Regions from separate parts of the Homo sapiens genome. Here all the other regions are linked to region 2. The links are chromatin loops, found by intact Hi-C in ENCODE. Cell type or tissue: heart right ventricle. All regions are shown on one strand. Each heading gives the region's core, and the rest is flanking DNA. Links, peaks and the distances in the headings are about the cores only. Region 1 overlaps SGCD (sarcoglycan delta). Region 2 holds the start of SGCD (sarcoglycan delta). Region 3 overlaps SGCD (sarcoglycan delta).

Evidence for each region. Hi-C counts contacts between places; a loop is a spot of excess contacts. Peaks named below come from ENCODE experiments on the same cell type or tissue, not always from the same donor. Only the 100,000 strongest peaks of a DNase experiment are listed, where the experiment ranks them.
Region 1: it touches region 2 in a loop (4-fold over the local background); 14 of 110 quality-filtered maps call a loop at or near these places.
Region 3: it touches region 2 in a loop (4-fold over the local background); 6 of 110 quality-filtered maps call a loop at or near these places.

Annotation. Positions count from the first base shown.
Region 1 is chr5:156,581,518-156,584,017 of GRCh38, forward strand. The region is part of intron 4 of SGCD (sarcoglycan delta); the gene reads left to right. Among named protein-coding and RNA genes, the nearest start is that of SGCD, 260 kb to the left of the region's middle. In heart right ventricle, for the core only: no CTCF peak of the experiment used is centred there; no DNase peak of the experiment used is centred there; H3K27ac peaks cover 2,500 bases.
Region 2 is chr5:156,318,179-156,329,490 of GRCh38, forward strand. It overlaps SGCD (sarcoglycan delta), which reads left to right and starts at 8,986. Exons shown (of 9, transcript NM_000337.6): 1 at 8,986-9,054. All of the region lies in intron 2 of LOC124901120 (a long non-coding RNA gene), which reads right to left. In heart right ventricle, for the core only: no CTCF peak of the experiment used is centred there; a DNase peak (open chromatin) is centred at 8,863; H3K4me3 peaks cover 1,799 bases; H3K27ac peaks cover 2,145 bases.
Region 3 is chr5:156,466,453-156,468,952 of GRCh38, forward strand. The region is part of intron 3 of SGCD (sarcoglycan delta); the gene reads left to right. Among named protein-coding and RNA genes, the nearest start is that of SGCD, 140 kb to the left of the region's middle. In heart right ventricle, for the core only: no CTCF peak of the experiment used is centred there; no DNase peak of the experiment used is centred there.

The DNA.
Region 1 (2,500 bases), core at 1-2,500, 260 kb after region 2:
CCCCCTGAGTTGGAGTCTACAGAGGCAGCAGGCCTGGCTGAGCTGCATTGAGCTCTGTCAGGTTCAAGCTTCCCTGGGCGCTTTGTTTACCTACTCAAGCCTCAGCAATGGTGGATGCCCCACCCCCTGCCAGGCTGCTGCCTCGCAGGTTGATCTCAGACTGCTGCGCTAGCAGTGAGCAAGGCTCTGTGGGTGTGGGACCTGCTGAACTAGGCATGGGATATAACCTCCCGGTGTGCCATTTGCTAAGACCATTGGAAAAGTGCAGTATTTGGATGGGAGGGTCCTGTTTTTCCAGGTACCATCTGAAATGGCTTCCCTTGGCTAGGAAAGAGAAATTCCCCAACCTCCTGTGCTTCCCTGGTGAGGCGATGCCCTGCCCTGCTTCAGCTCACCCTCCATAGGCTGCACCCACTGTCCAACCAGTCCCAGTGAGATTAACCAGGTACCTCAGTTGGAAATGCAGAAATCACCCTCTTCTGCATCAATCATGCTGGGAGATGCAGACCAGAGCTGTTCCTATTCAGCCGTCTTGGAATGGACCTGGGGGCTCAATTTTTTTTTAATTTATTTTTTAAGAATGGCTATTTATATATTATGGGAAAGTTTTTTATAGAGCACTGGAAAATGCTAGCAAGAAGGCTCAGGCTGTTGGAAGAAATGTTGTTTTGTATGTTGTGAAGATGAAATTGTAACCTTGGAAACATAGAAGAGTGCATTGTTCATTGTCAAGTGCCACCTTTCCAGCCTATCTCTGATCTCATACGGGTTTGGGGTTGTTACATGAGTGTTAATTTTGTCTTTCTAAATGCAGAACAAAGATCTAGTACCTTTTGTACTGCTCTTTTATAGTTCCCAGTACTGTGATGGGTGCATAAAAGGGCAACCAATTGAGCTCTAGCATTCCTGTCCACAGCCATGTAAGGATAAAACATCTGCCTCTTTACACACCCAAAAGCAATCTCTGTGACATCTGCACTCCCACAGAGCTGAATCCAGGTTACACTCCGTTGCTTTGGGCTCTTGGGTTGGATATTGAGGAAGTCATTCTTAGCCAAGGCATCCCAGTTAACCCTCTTATCTGACCTCACCCCTAAAGAAAATATATCAGTATTTTTTTTCTCCTATGCAGTTTGCTACATTTCAGGAAGCTTGACTAGCAAATTAGAATTAAAACTTAATTTTATGTCTCCTTCTGATTTCCTTATCCCTAGATCTAAGTATGTAATTCAAGCCCGTCTCCCCACTATCCTTTGGACACACACAGACGCACACAGGTGCATGCATGCACGCATGTGCACGCGCACACACACACACACACACAAACACACACAGTAGGAGAACCACTGATTTTTCACTTCCTGAGAAGCTTCTTTGAATTCTTTGTAACCTTCAAACTATGAGAGATTTGCCTTGAGATATTACCTTTAAGTTAACAATTGTGTTTTAATATGTCTACCCTCTTATAGGATCCCCACTGATGATGTCTAGAGAGCAGAAAGCAAATTTTAAGCTGCCAGAAAGAGTCAACATGGAAATGCACAGAATTTTGTGAGAGTTGACAGCTGAGATAGTGTAATTATGAACATTTTCATAAAGGAGATTTTAGTATACAGTGGAAGGCACAGAGGAACTTAAAAGACATGATGTAGGATTGAAGGCAATGCCAACTGTGCACCCTAATACATCAGACTCCTAGGCATTTCACACTTAACATTTCCAAAGCTGAACCTTCAAGCCCCAAACCTCTCACCTACCAAACTCTGCCTTCAAATATTCACTCCCTTACCTCCTGCCCTGTAGCTCAGTAAATGGCTGTTGCCTCTCCAATTGCCAAGCAACACGAGGATTATCCCTCACTCTGCCTCCTTTCTCATTCCCAAGCCCCATCAGTTACCAACCCCTGCCAGTTCTCAAAATGTAACTTGTCTTGCCCTACCTCCACTCCAGTTCAGGTTGCTATTGTTTCTTAGCTGAATGACTACAATAATCTCCCACCTGGCCACTCATATCATGTACTCCTCTTTCTAGCAGATGCCACAAGGTAACCAGAGTGATCATGTTTAGTTCACACCTTCTCCTGCTTAAAACTCTTCAGTGACTTCTCATTTCTGAAGAAAATTCAAAACCGTTAAAATGGAGTATGAAGGCAAAATGGGTAGATAGACTTACCAGATATCTGGACATACCACAAAGCCACAGAAACAAAGATAATATGACATTGGTACAAGAATAGATAAATAGACAATAAGACAGCCTACAAGTCTGAGTCAGACTCAAATATATTTGGGAATTAATATGTACCAAAGTGATACCACATAATAGTGGGAAAAAATAATGATTGTTTGGTAGATAGTGTTGAGGAAACTGCCTTCCATTTGAATTCCTACATAACTACATACTGAAGTAGACTCCAGAGAGAATAAAGACTTAATATGAAAAGTAAAACTCAAATGTTGATAGAAGAAAATATATAGAATGAACTAGGAAAGGAAAGGAT
Region 2 (11,312 bases), core at 7,415-9,914:
TTTAGCATGAGAAATAGTATCACATGCATAGGAATAGCTAAATCTTCTCTTCCTCTAAGAAGATCTATGCAACAAGAAGGAACATAATGAAAAGGATAATTAATGCATTTAAACTCAGAAAAAGGAGAGTTAGATAAAAAGGATTCTTTAATGGCAGCAGGCTAAGTCAGCCCAACAGGTATAATTTTGTCAGTGGTACTAGAGACAGTGAAAGTCCTCCCCACAAAGTCTTGTAAGTACCTTGAGGATAAGGACCCTGTTTTGTATCTATCATATCTCCAATCCCTGGAACAGACCAACCACTCACTAAATATGAGGAGAGTTCATTGGCTAAGACTCCTTTATTCAGTGCTTGAATGAACTCTTCGTACTTTTTTATGGCTCTCATTCCTTCTATGCATCCATGAATGACCTCTTTTTTTTTTTTTTTTGAGACAAAGTCTCACTCTGTCACCTAGGCTGGATGGAGTGAAGTGGAGTGATCTTGGCTCACTGCAACCTCTACCTCTCGGGTTCAAGTGATTCTCCTGCCTCAGCATCCTGAGTAGCTGGGATTACAGTTGTGTGCCCCCTCGCCTGGCTCAGTTTTGTATTTTTAGTAGAAATGGGGTTTCACCACGTTGGCCAGGCTGGTCTCGAACTCCTGACCTCAGGTGATCCGCCTGCCTTGGCCTCCCAAAGTGCTGGGATTACAGGCATGAGTCACCGCATTTGGCCTCTTGGATGACCTCTTAAATGGCACATTCTTTCGTTAGATGTGCCAGCATAGTTGAGTTGGAGTCTGATATGCTCATCAAGTAGCCAATCTGTCTCTTTATGCTTTTTATTTCTGTTTTTGTCAATTTCTTTCTGCTTTTTGGCGGGGAGAATCAGGGCATGCCAATAAAGCCCCTATGTGCATTTTACATGAAATATATTTCTTTGTATCTATTACATCAGCACTCCATCCTAAGATACGATATAATGCAGCTCAGCCAGACTGGCCCAGTCTGTTGCTTCTAACAGTTTCTGCTAATTATGAGAGATGAGGCTCAGGATGTTAAAACTGTGTTGAAGTTGATCAAACTGGAAGCCTTGGGGAAAATCCCTTACCATTAAACCCTACAATCCACTGAAAATACAGGAATGTTTTTCTTCAATTCATTCCAGCAGATATTTAATGAGCACTTGATCTGTTAAGTGCAGGGTTAAAGGCAAATGAGACCATTTTTGCCTGCCTTTAACTTGGAATAACATTCTGTTTTTGGACTCATATTTTAATTTTTTAATAGCCTTATCTATTTACATTTAGTGTTTATTCACTTACCACTTAGGAATGCTAAAAAGGACTTCCTCATTGCTTAAGAAGAAGTAAGGAGAGAAGTAGGTAACCAGATAATGCATCTTGAAACACAAATTGTATTTTAGGAAGTGAAGCCCCAGCAGTAATTTCCCATAGTGAGTGAAGAGGTGATACAGTGAATCATCTCCTAGAATCACAATCTTTGCCCTACGAGGCAGCTAGGTATCAGAAAATGGGAATCTTTTGCCCAATTCCTCTATTACCTATCTGTGTGATTTTGACCATATCACGTCTTCTTTTCAGTTTTCAGTTGTCTCATACAAGTAATGAAAAGGTTGGACTTGATGACATATTATTTCCTTTTACATCAGAATACGCTACAGCTCACCAGTTGAGAGATTTAAAATTATATAAAGTTATTTTCTCTGCAATCCATTGCGGAAAGGATATCAGGAATTACTAGCAATGTTCATTATTAGTGAAATAATATTTATGAAGCAACTACTATGTGCCAGCCACTGTGCTAGTTGTGGATTTGCTCAATTATGTCTCTTTCACATATCTAATAAACCCCTTATAAAGATAAATCATTTGAAATGTATAATGATGAATTATTTGTCTTTGACAGCCTTTGATATGTGTGTGTGTGTGTGTGTGTGTGTGTGTGTGTGTGTACAATTGTTGGGTTTTAGGGTTGGATTTTGAGGCTTGGTCTTTAGTATTAACCAGCACTCCTCATTCAAGAAGTTTACCATTAGCTTGGAATTCCTGCACCCATCAGTTGTGTCTTGTACCACTGAGCACTGATATGATTGCAAAAATAAAGATGAGTGATGCTATGCATTTTTTAAGCACAGGTCTTATTTATTTCTGCCAGTAACTATGGAGTGCCTATCATGTAGTCTAGCTTCCTTTTATTGATCAATAAATTTTATTTCCAAATAAAAATGTGATATTTCAAGAGCTTACTTATAAGAAGCTATAATGCAATAAGAAATTATGGACCAGAAAGAACGTTAAAAGAATTGGTCAGTGTTTTTCACTGAAAAGAAACAGAATACATGGAGCCATCTATTCAGCTCTATCAGTATTTGCTTTGTGCTCTTTAATTAATTTCTTTTAAAAAGGTATGTTTGCAATACATTTCATTACTAATCACACTAAATTAATTTTCAAATGTATGAGTTCCTTCTGAAAGTAATGACTTAGTTTGAGAATCCCTCATTGTGTACCATGTATATATTTGAATTTCCGAAACAGAAGATGACTTCAGCTTAGACGCTGTGTCTGGCCAATAGAGATATTCTCAAAATGTTTGGGTCACTGTTTTGTCACTGAGCCAAACTTCCTGGTCCAGATTCATTCCACAGAAATGTCTCTTCAAAGTCAGTCAGATAATTTTGCCCTTGGCCATGGAAAAATAGCATTGGATTTACTCTGTTTTGAAGAGCCAGAGCAGAGTGAGTGTCACTTCCCATCAGGTATTATTTATGAAATGAACTCTCAAATGAAAGGCTGGCATCGTGCTACTGCCCTAATCATCTGCCATTAGTTTAAGTCTAACTCAACTGTTTTGGGCTTTCATAGAATAAATAAATACGGTTTCTATCCTTTGCCTAAATATTGCCTCATAATATTTCTAAAAAACAAATTAAAAACAAAAACAAAAACAAAAACGGCTGGGCGCAGTGGCTCACGCCTGTAATCCCAGCACTTTGGGAGACCAAGGTGGGTGGATCAGGAGGTCAGAAGATCGAGACCATCCTGGCTAACATGGTGAAACCCCATCTCTACTAAAAATACAAAAAAATTAGCCAGGCATGGTGGTGGGCGCCTGTAGTCCCAGCTACTCGGGAGGCTGAGGCCAGAGAATGGTGTGAACCCGAGAAGTGGAGCTTGCAGTGAGCCGAGATCGCACCACTGCACTCCAGCCTGGGTGACAGAGCGAGACTCCGACTGAAAATAAATAAACAAATAAATAAATAAATAAACAAATAAATAAAAAACCTTCTCTGGGCACGATGCTGAAGTGAGTCTTTGGTATTTTGTCATCCATAATCCACCTGATACTTTAATCTACCCACCACCTTTTCTCAATTTCCTAATAACCCTACACAGCCATTCTGGTAAGATGGAGGTGACCCTTTCTTTTTGCCTCCAGGGTTGTTATAGGAGCCAAATAGGATCAACATGAGGACACCATTCTCCTGGTCACATGGATGAGCATGTGGCTCAATCTGGAAAATATCTATTTTCCCAGGGAAAGTGAGCATGTGACTACCAATGGGTGTCTTACCACCCAAAGGAGAGAGCAAAACTGTGGGTGAAGCCTAGAGAAGAAGAGGGAGATAGAGTCTTGATTACATTTCAACTGTTACTCCCAGTCCTGCCTTCACATCCACTTCTTGGCTTTACAGTTTTATGATTGAGTACATCTCTCCCCCCATCCTCTTTTTTCCTTAGGCTAATTTGAATGAGTTCCATCTGCTGTAACCATAAGGGTCCCGATGAACGCCTCTTTTCAGGCTTTTGCTGTAACTGCTCTGTGGCCCTCTCTGTATGACCTTACTGTGTTACATCAGACTACCCCACCCTCCACCCCAAGTCAGTGGCACAACAGACCACACTCCCTATATTCACAGCCTAGCTTGTATTTCAGGCCTTACAGATTTTGCCTGACAACTGACTCGGTAATTTCTCACAAGTCTTTTGGATAAATGTACGAATGGCTTATTAGTTTTTGAGATTGTTTACATCTTATGAGACAAGTTGGTTTCCTAGTACAATACAATATTTTAACAGGTCAGAAAGAGTAAATGAGATCTAAAAAGTCAAGATATAGAAAGTTGGGTTATATGCATGTTCCTGTACTTGGATTTTTTTTTTAAACCTGCATTTACTTACTTAAAAATATCTATTGTGTACTTCCTACAAGCTAGGCATGGTGTAAGGAGTAAGACACAACCTGGGGAAAGCAGGCTGGGTCTCTGCCCTCATGGAGAACATTGTCTCTCAGGAAAGATTGACATGAATCAGATAAAAATACAAATATGTATATACAACTAAAATAAGTGCTAGTCTATAGGCTTATATAACAGGGGACTGTTGGGTCTCAGGGTTCAGGGAGAAATAAATTCTAGAGGAAGTGATAATGGAGGTTACATTTAAAGGCTGAATAAGAGATAACTGCATGAACACAGGCAATTTCTAGGAAACAGTAATATCTGTCCAGAAGGTGAGAACAGCTTTTCTTCAATCTCCTAAAGTGGAAAGATACATGATTTATTTGAAGGATTAGAAGAATGAGGGAGTGGCAGCAGATGAGGCTAAAGAAGTGTGTGACAGACCAGTTGAGGGTTGCTGCTGTTCCCTTTTAGGCAATGGTCAGCCATTTAAAGATTTGAGGTCAAAGAGTTGTGCAATCAGATTTATGTTTTAAAAGATCCTGTAACTTAGTAATCTTAAGTCTGGCTCACATTGGAATCATCTGAGGGGATTAAAAAATACTGTTGCCTGGTGGCCATCTGATTCTAATAGAATCAAAACCTCTGGGGTGGGACCCTGGCTCTAGTCAGCTTAAAAGCTACCCCAGGTGATTCTAATATAAATCTAGGCCTGAACATCATCGACATAAATGTTGTGGGAGATGAGGTTAATACTAGCACCTGTCATAGAGTGGTCCAAGCTGACATGACTCACTATGACTCCAGGTTACTACCTCCAAACCTAATATGTTCATGGATTGCATCAATAGAAGTATAGCTTCTGAATGAGAGAAGGAGTTGTTCCTCCTCTCTTTGCGTTAGATCCAGTGTACCTGCAAAGTTTGTTCACTTCTCAGCACCACACTCAAGGAGGAAATTAAGGAAACTGAAATATTCCCAGGAAAAAAGCCAATCAGGTGACAAAGGGAATCTGAAACACGATGGAGAGAAATGGTCGAGTAGCTCCAGATATGTTTAATCTACAGTAAAAATATCCTTTGAAAAGGATAATGTAGGAATCTCAGTTTTCAAGTAAGTCAAAAGATGTTATTTATTCAATGGGTAAAAATGAGGGTCTACTATATACCCATCCTAGACATTGGAAAAATGGCAGAAAATGAAGTAGACAAAAATCCTTGCCCGCATGGAGCTTATATTCAAGTGAAGATTGAAGTTTTCTGGTTCATATGATCTTCAGTATCATAATTTTTAACCGACTTCTGTGATTAGCAACCATAGAATATGTGATAGGGAGACATATTTTAGTTGTAATTTTAGAACATTAAAAGTGGAAGTCTGTGAGAAGCAAAGAGGTCACCATGTATGGAAGGATTCCAGCAGGCACAGCCATTGCAGAGGGGATTCAGGAATCTAATGGTAAGAATAAAAAGGTGTAATAGGAAGGAGACTGATGAGGAGTCCTTTGCAAAAGTGAGAACCGAGTACAGTCCTATCGTATTAAATACTAGCAGTGCCTACATAGTTTGAGCATTTACTGTGTGCCATGCATTTCGCTAAGTGATTATCACACATTATTTCACGTAATCCTCATAACACTCATATAGGTGGAAAGAATAAAACTGTCAAATTATACTTTTTAAAAAGTTAAAAACATGACATATAAATATGAAAAGCAGATATGTCAGATATTTTACTTGACTCCTTAATTAGTGGGGGAATTGGTGTGATGGTAAGACTGGTTCCAAGAACATTTGAGGAGCTCATTATTTATAGGTTTGTTAACAAAGGGATGCTAGCAGAGACTACATTAGGTACAAGACTGGTAATGTCCTGGAGGGCAACAAATCATCACATTTGAGGTTATTTTCTCTACTGGAAAGAAATTATTTGCATCTTTATCAGATAAAAGTCTCCAAGTTAACATGTACCTGTAATAAATCTGGAAATGTTTTTCAATAGCAAACTATCTTCAACAAATGACATTCCCCTTAAATACTTCTTGAGAGGGCCTGTGAAACAATTCCCGCATATGATATTGAAAAAAAAAAGACTACCTTTTGGCTATATTTTTCAAGTTTTGCATAACATTTCTTAACATTAGAAGAATTAAGTATGTTTTCAGGATTTTCTAGCTAGCAGTTATAAAGCTGGGTCTCAAACTGAGATCTCTCCAGATGCCCACATTGAAATGAGCCACATAACAAGTCTTTGGGGAGACATGAGGGCAGGGTCTCGTGAATCATATCAGCATTGTTTGATTAGGGCTGAGTATCAGCTTGAGTTTTTTTTAAATTGATTACCAGAACATTCAAGATTAACTTCTTCAACTATTTAAAACTTCTTTTTTTTTTTCCCTGAAAAGAAGCAGGGCATAAAACGTGAATAATAAACAATAAGCGGTTCATTAGCAATTTGCTACCACTGGCTCTCAAAGACTGTGGAACCCCACGTAGAAGTCTGATTCTTTAGAATTTGCAGCAGCTATTTTCTCTGAAAGATTTCTTCCTCAACTTGTGGGATTTTATTTTGCTATTATTGTTAATTTAGGACGTTGCCATTTCCAAACATGAACATTGTAATTGTTAATAGTCTTCTATTTATAGAATGATAATTTTGAGCTCTTAAGGTATAAAGCCCAGTTCTCTGGAATGACACTTTGTTCAGCCTCATGTAACTGACTGCAGATTTGATCTCACTGTTTTTCTTTTCTGTGAGTTAATCTCAAGGAAAGACTTCAGTGTTATATTTAGGGAATAAATGGAAAGTAGCGGTATAGCTGGCTTAATGTTCCAATAAGGCTTCAGGACAGTTCTCCAAGTTTAAGGTGACAGGCCCCTATTACATAAAGTTAAAGCAGCAGAAAACTAGCCACTCAAATACTTTATTCTAGAACTCACACTAGATGGGAGAGTACAATTTGGCTTTTAGGTTAGAGAAAAGGTTTGCATTTTGCTCCATTAAAAAAAAAAGTAAACTGAAATGTATTTATAGGCAGTCATAAACACTTTACACAGATTATCTCACTGAATCCTTAACAATTCTACCAGTAGATTCTATTATGGTTCCCATTTCACAGATGAGGAAACAGATCGAGAGAGGTTAAGCAAGCTGACCAGGGTTTATAGTCAGTAAGATGCAGAGCTAAGATTAGACCCAGGCTATCTGATTAGAAGGCTAGATGATATCACCTTCCCAAATTATGCTGCAGTAGAGAAAGCAGATAGAAAAAGAGAGCACCAATCCCATTTCTAGCTTCAGCTCTGGTATTAACTGTCTTTAAAACCCTGGACAAGTCATCTCATTTGTCTGGGCCTCTACTTCCCTCTGTAAAATGAAGGGTGGAAACAATTTGGATTGGATGATCTCTGGGGTGTCTCCAACTCCAAAGATCTGATTCTGTAATTGCATCTTGACCTTAGATGTGCACACACACCTCCCCACACCGCCTCCCACCCCACTGCTTCCCAAGGCGAAAATCTAATCCTGCTCAAAGTGCCCAGTGTAATTTGATGCTAAACTCACGACCCCACCGAATCCTATTACTTACAACATCCCCTCAAGAACATACAACACTTAAAATCTGGCAAGCCAGTTCTTTAGAATAAGTTGCCAATGGGGTGTGATTTTTGGAAGTAAAATGTTAATACCAAAAACAGAAAAAAGAAACAGTTCAAAACAAATGCTCCTCTCTCTTTAAATCACCTCTTTTCTACAATGTTACCTTGACAACTTTGCTCTGGCTCTTTAGATATGGGGGTTTTTCAGTGTGGGAGAAGAGGGGTGTCCTCCTGTTTTGAGGTTTCCTCTTGTTGCATGGAAAGGGAAAATGTCAAAGGTAGAGCATCAAATCCAGCAGAATGTACACAGGGCATCTTGAGGGAGTGTCATCCAGAAATAATCACAGGTGCACAGAATTAGGACGCATTCTGATTCAAAGTACATTCTTTTCTCTTTTCTATTTTCCATAACCATAACACACATTCCAACAGCCTATAAAATGTTACATTTTTGGACCAGCACTGTTGCAGAACAGAGAGCAACAAAAGTGCCTGAAAAATAATTGCATTATTTTTAGTTGCTGCAGCAAAAAATGTACATATCAGGTTGAGGGGACAGCTCCGAAGAACTGTACCAGTGTGGAAATGCTAAAAATATTGCTCCCCCTCAAGCAATTGAAATTTTGAGCAAAGATTTAGGAAGCGGCAGGTAGGGAGATCAAATTAGAATTTACATCTCTCAGCTGTAATAAGCTTGTTATCAGGACTGGCAAGAGCTCAGGGGGCTGACAGGGGTCAGCTGGGGACTCAAGTGTAAGGAGCAAGTGAAAAAGGAGCAGTGTTGAGCAGAAGAAAGAGAGGACTTATCTCCAGCATCTAGCACTACAGAGCAGAGGCTGTGTGGAGAATGGCTGAAAAATCAGAATTGGTTGTAGAAGCAGTTTTCTTTCTGGTTGTGAGTATGAGCCCGGCAGACACCATGAGCGCTGTTGCAGGGGAGTCGGCCTGTGCTTGACACATGTGTTTCCCATTGATAGCTGGAGACAGCCCAGTAGCTGTGAGTCGGTCTGACAAAGCCATATTGAAGTACGGAGTACGGTTTCAAAGCAGTCAGAAAAAGAACGGGAATGCTGTTCAGGAAATTCTTCAGGCATGGGCAGGGACTTGGCTGCAGTTCTGCAGTTGGAAAATCTGACTGGGGCAGCTTCTGAGCGCAGGCTGGGCCTGCACACACTCAGCGGGCCGAGTGGCCACCTCCTTCAGAGCTGCTCAGCACGCCCTGGGATCGCGGGCGGTTTTCATCGGCCGGTTTGTGAAACGGACAAGAGAGGTAGGGTACTGTTCAGTTCTTGCGTTTGCACGCGTCTGTTCACTTTCTAAGCTATCTGCCTGCTGTATTTGCAGGCACTCCGAGTTTTTAGTGTGTGCATGTGTGTGTGTGTGAATTAGCAAGTTAGAACTCCGTCATGTAAACAGTTGGCATGGGGCTCCAATCTGTGCTTTTCCCCCTTTAAGGTCTGATTTTCAGCAGGGCAGAGAGACTTCTTTTGAAAGTTAGGATTTAGCTGGCAACGTTATTGTGTAAAGAGGAGTATGTGAATTCCTTATGTTGTCACCCTGCTCCAACCATCTGTAACTTTTCCTTTCTGCGTGGAAGGGCCGTTCACTGGCAAGGAAGATAATTTCAGATGAAACTGTCTGTGTGTTTTGCTTCACTTCGCAAGAGTTTTAATGGGGAGTTTTTTGTTGTTGTTGTTTTTTAATAGTAGAAAATGGCTCTCATTTTAGGAGGGAATCAGAGTTTGAAGTTTCTACGTTGGATGACACTTTCAGAGTGTCGAAACAGATATGTGTGTATGGGTTTCTAAAATCTTTTATATAGGAGTTTGACTGTCATTATCTGGGATTTGACTGTCAGTGATATATTTGCCTAGAATTATGCTGGATCAACATTTGTAATTCTGTTTCTATAATCATTTCCAATTTTCTCACTTGAAGTAATTTGCAGTTTTACTCTCAAAAAACACTTCTGTATTTTAGGAAACATAGATAATAAAAAAGTAACAGAAAATGGCAGTTTACTCAAAATTCTTCTTAAAGGACAGAGACATGATGGTGTGAATTTTATTTCATTGATCTCTTGGTTTTATTTTACACCTTACTGCAAAAGAGCTTTTTATAAAAATCAAAGTTTTAAAAATTTTCAGCACAACAGGGATCTTAGTGTTCCTCTTCAGTTTTGGTTCTTCTTTATCAACTCTATTGCAGTATAGATTTTTTCCTCTCATAGGAAAGCTATACCTTGTTTTATGTACAGCATTTAGAAAACACACAGTACAATGTCATTGCATTTGAGAGACTGGTTCAGCCCAAAGCCGAGCTAAACCTTACAACTGCTTTACAATTACTAGCACAGCAATCTGTGACAACATTGGTTTTTTCCGAACGGGGCTTGGCCAAAAGTCTGGTTGGGGAGATGGATGAATGAATGGAATCTTGGATACTTCTTGAGTAGCTGAAGAGTGACTAGACCTCTTAGGGTGGATCTCTGTGACAACAGGTGTGCATTTACTTGTGTCCTACAATCTTTAAACAAGTAGCTAATAGAAGAGCCTGAAGTTAATGCTGAAAGAAAAGTGGAGAGCCAGCATTTCTCATTGCTTCCTCTGCATAAGACCTAGAATGAGAAGGCACACATTCTGTCCTGTTGGTAGAAGGTCAGGATTTTCAGCCAGCGATTTTCTTTTTTCTTCCAAGTGTTGTACTTGGAGGAGGGACCTGGGACAGGACTGGCAGCAGGATATCTTTAAGAGATGGTTCATGAACATTTTCTTTATTAGTTTCATCTTCGTGTTGGGGTGGTGTGGGGAGGGTTTGGGGACTGCAGGGCTTGAGGAAAGGAAGGGGGTGTAGTTAGAAGTCAGGATGGACTGTGACCTTATTTTTTTCTCTAAAGTGCCTAATGAGTGAGAAAAATGCCAAGACAGATTAGGAACTGGCATGAACCGTAGTCAAGCCCACTGCCAATGAAAAAGGGAGCCTTCCATGAGCTCGGGTGTCATACTCCTCTATATTTAGCGTGCGTCAAGCATTGAGCAGAAGAGGCGTGAAATAGCAACTCCAGGTTGCAGGATTATAAAGAGCAGTGCTTGAAACTTGGTAGAAACTCTATAGTTTCTCTCTTTTTTAGAAGTAAAGTAGGGAGAAGTCAAGCTCTCTTGACATCTGAAGAGAAAAAGTAAGCAGCGGAAGGGGGAAGGATACAGAGGAAGAAATCCAGGACAGAGGTGGAGGCAGTGAAGGGAGAGGAATGGCCACAACACAAACTGGGCAGTGAGGGTGGAGGGAGGAGCCCTTGGCACAGGAATGAAACACATGTATTAGAAATAGCCAAAGCCACCAGGCACTGATTTGTTGGACTGGAGGTGTGCAGATACTCAGTGGCCTTGGTGAAGAGAATTGTTTTAGCCACTTCACCACAGGAGACTGCATGGTCAGCCTGCCCTGCCTTCTGGAAGTAATCAGAAAGCACATTTTGTAAGAATGGCATTGCCTGAGGGTTCAGATTTCCTAGGCAAGGAGGGGGCA
Region 3 (2,500 bases), core at 1-2,500, 140 kb after region 2:
TTTCTTCTGTTTCTGGTAGGTTTTGATTCATTTACCCAACTCTCCCCTCAGTCACTTCAGCACAGTGCAAGTCAGAGAGAATGTGTGGGAAAGTGATTAAGAGTACACACTCTTTCCAGAGTCAGGCAAGAGCTGGATTTGGGTTCTTACTAGATGTGTGGGCTTGCACGGATAACTTAGATGCTTTAAAATTTGATTTCCACATCTCAATAATGGGTGACTGCTGGGACAGAGAAACATTATGATGTAGAAGGATTGACTTCTCCATTAAGAAGAGTAGGTGCAGTATCCACAATACTTTTAGATCCCCCACAAAAGTATTTTATTTGAAAATTATACCAAAAAAAGAACTTTCTAGTCAAAGAAAATGTTTTAACATACATTTGATTTATACCAATGTAGTCATAAAATGCAATTTTTTATTTTTTTTAATGAAGAAAGAGGCCACAAAGACAAAAGTGCCTAGGACCCACAAAAGCCACAAAGGGCCTGTAGTGTATGCCGATCACTCAACACAGTGACTGGCACATGGGAGACATGTTGAAGGTTGATAAACATAGAGGGCCAGACGGTATTTTAGGCTTTGCAGGCCAGATGGTCTCTGTTGCAGCTACTCAACTCTGTTAATGTAGTGTGAAAGCATCCATAGACAAAGTGTGAACAAATGGGGAAGGCTGTGTTCCAATAAAACTTTATTTACAAAACCAAGTAGCAGGCTGGATTTGATTCATAGGCCTTATTTTCTGGCTCCTAACTTAACACTAAGAATTTCGTTTTTGGTAGTATTGAAAAGAATTTTAGTTTTATTCATTTAATTATCTATAAAATATCCTCAAGGGAAAAGGATATACCTGATATATTTTGGAGTATTCCAGACAGTCAAATAAAAGAGAATTTTGTTAAAATCTCAGTTATTCAGGATTCATCTGGTTAGAACAAACCATCACATTTTTTCTCACTGCACTAAAGAAAGAAAGCAAGCATAAGATAATAAAATTCTATGGTTCTACCTCAATGTTCCCAGAAACACCTGTATGGAAAAATAAAGCACTAATAAATGCAAACAATCTCTCTTGAGTTGTGATATGTGTATTTATATAAATCCATAAACAGAGATGGAGCATGATGACATATGTAGCTATGTTCTGCAACTATCATTGTATTAATACTTTCAATCTCTAGAAAGCTGCTTCCTGTGATTTCTTTGGCAGATCAAGCACTTGCTTAAAGAGAAAAGACACATATAATTAAATTGGAAGGGCAGGCAAATCTTCCCACAGACTAAGCCTTCAGTACAAAGAACTATGAGGCCCTAAAGAAGTGGGCATGAGCCCATATATTAAAGATATGTATTTATAGACTATAGGTTGCTGTTCATATTCTCTGGAAGCCAGAAGTTTAGTTCACATCAACTTTGGACTAAGGAACAAATGTCTAGCTTTGTTGGAAGTGTATGTGAACTGTGGTGGCTATTAGAAGTAGGAGGAAAGGGAAGGATCATAGCCTGTAGAAGTAAATTCAGAGTTTGCTGCTTGCTCACTCTGCAGTGTTAGGAAGCTGATTTAAGTCTGAGTTTTTATAACTATAAAATGGGGTTAAGAATATTTATAAATTGGCCAGGTGTTGTGGCTCATGCCTGTAATCCCAGCACTTCAGGCAGCCAAGATGGGAGGATTTCTTGAGGCCAAGAGTTTGAGAGAAGCCTGGGCAACATAATGAGACCCCATCTTTGCAAAAATTAAAATATGCATGGTGGTGCATGACTATAGTCTCAGCTACTTGGGAGGCTAAGGTGGGAGGATCACATGAGCCCAGGAGTTTGAGACCACAGTGAGCTATGATTGTTTTACTGCACTTTAGCTTGGGTGACAAGAGTGAGACCTTGTCTCAAAAAAAAAAAAAAAAAAAAAGATTATAAATTGTTTATGGCCACTAAGAGGATTGCATGAGATTTTACATGTAAAGTCCTTATATCATTGATTGACATAAAAGAGGTACTCAGTAAATCATTATATTTTAATATTTACTAAAAGTAGAAATAATTATTGCTGGGTTAAATGACAACAGAGAAGGGACAACCTAAAAAGAACAAGTGCTAAAACTGTGGGCTCTAGAATTTGAATCATCCCCGTTGAATTGTTAGGTGTTTTATACTGCACAGGTTTTCTTTGTCTGATCTTGAATTTCCTCATTTGAAAAATGCATACAAATAGAACATACCACATAAGACTGTTGGGGATATTAAATACAATAATGTGGCTGTGTGTGGTGGCTCATGCCTGTAATCCCAGCACTTTGGGAGGCCAAGATGGGTGGATCACTTGAGGTCAGGAGCTCCAGACTAGCCTGGCCAATGTGGTGAAACCCCGCCTCTACTAATAATAAAAAAACTAGCCAGGCGTGATGGCACATGCCCGTAATCCCAACTACTCAGGAGACTGAGGCAGGAGAATTGCTTGAACCTGGGAGGCAGAGGTTGCAGTAAGCCGAGATGACGCCA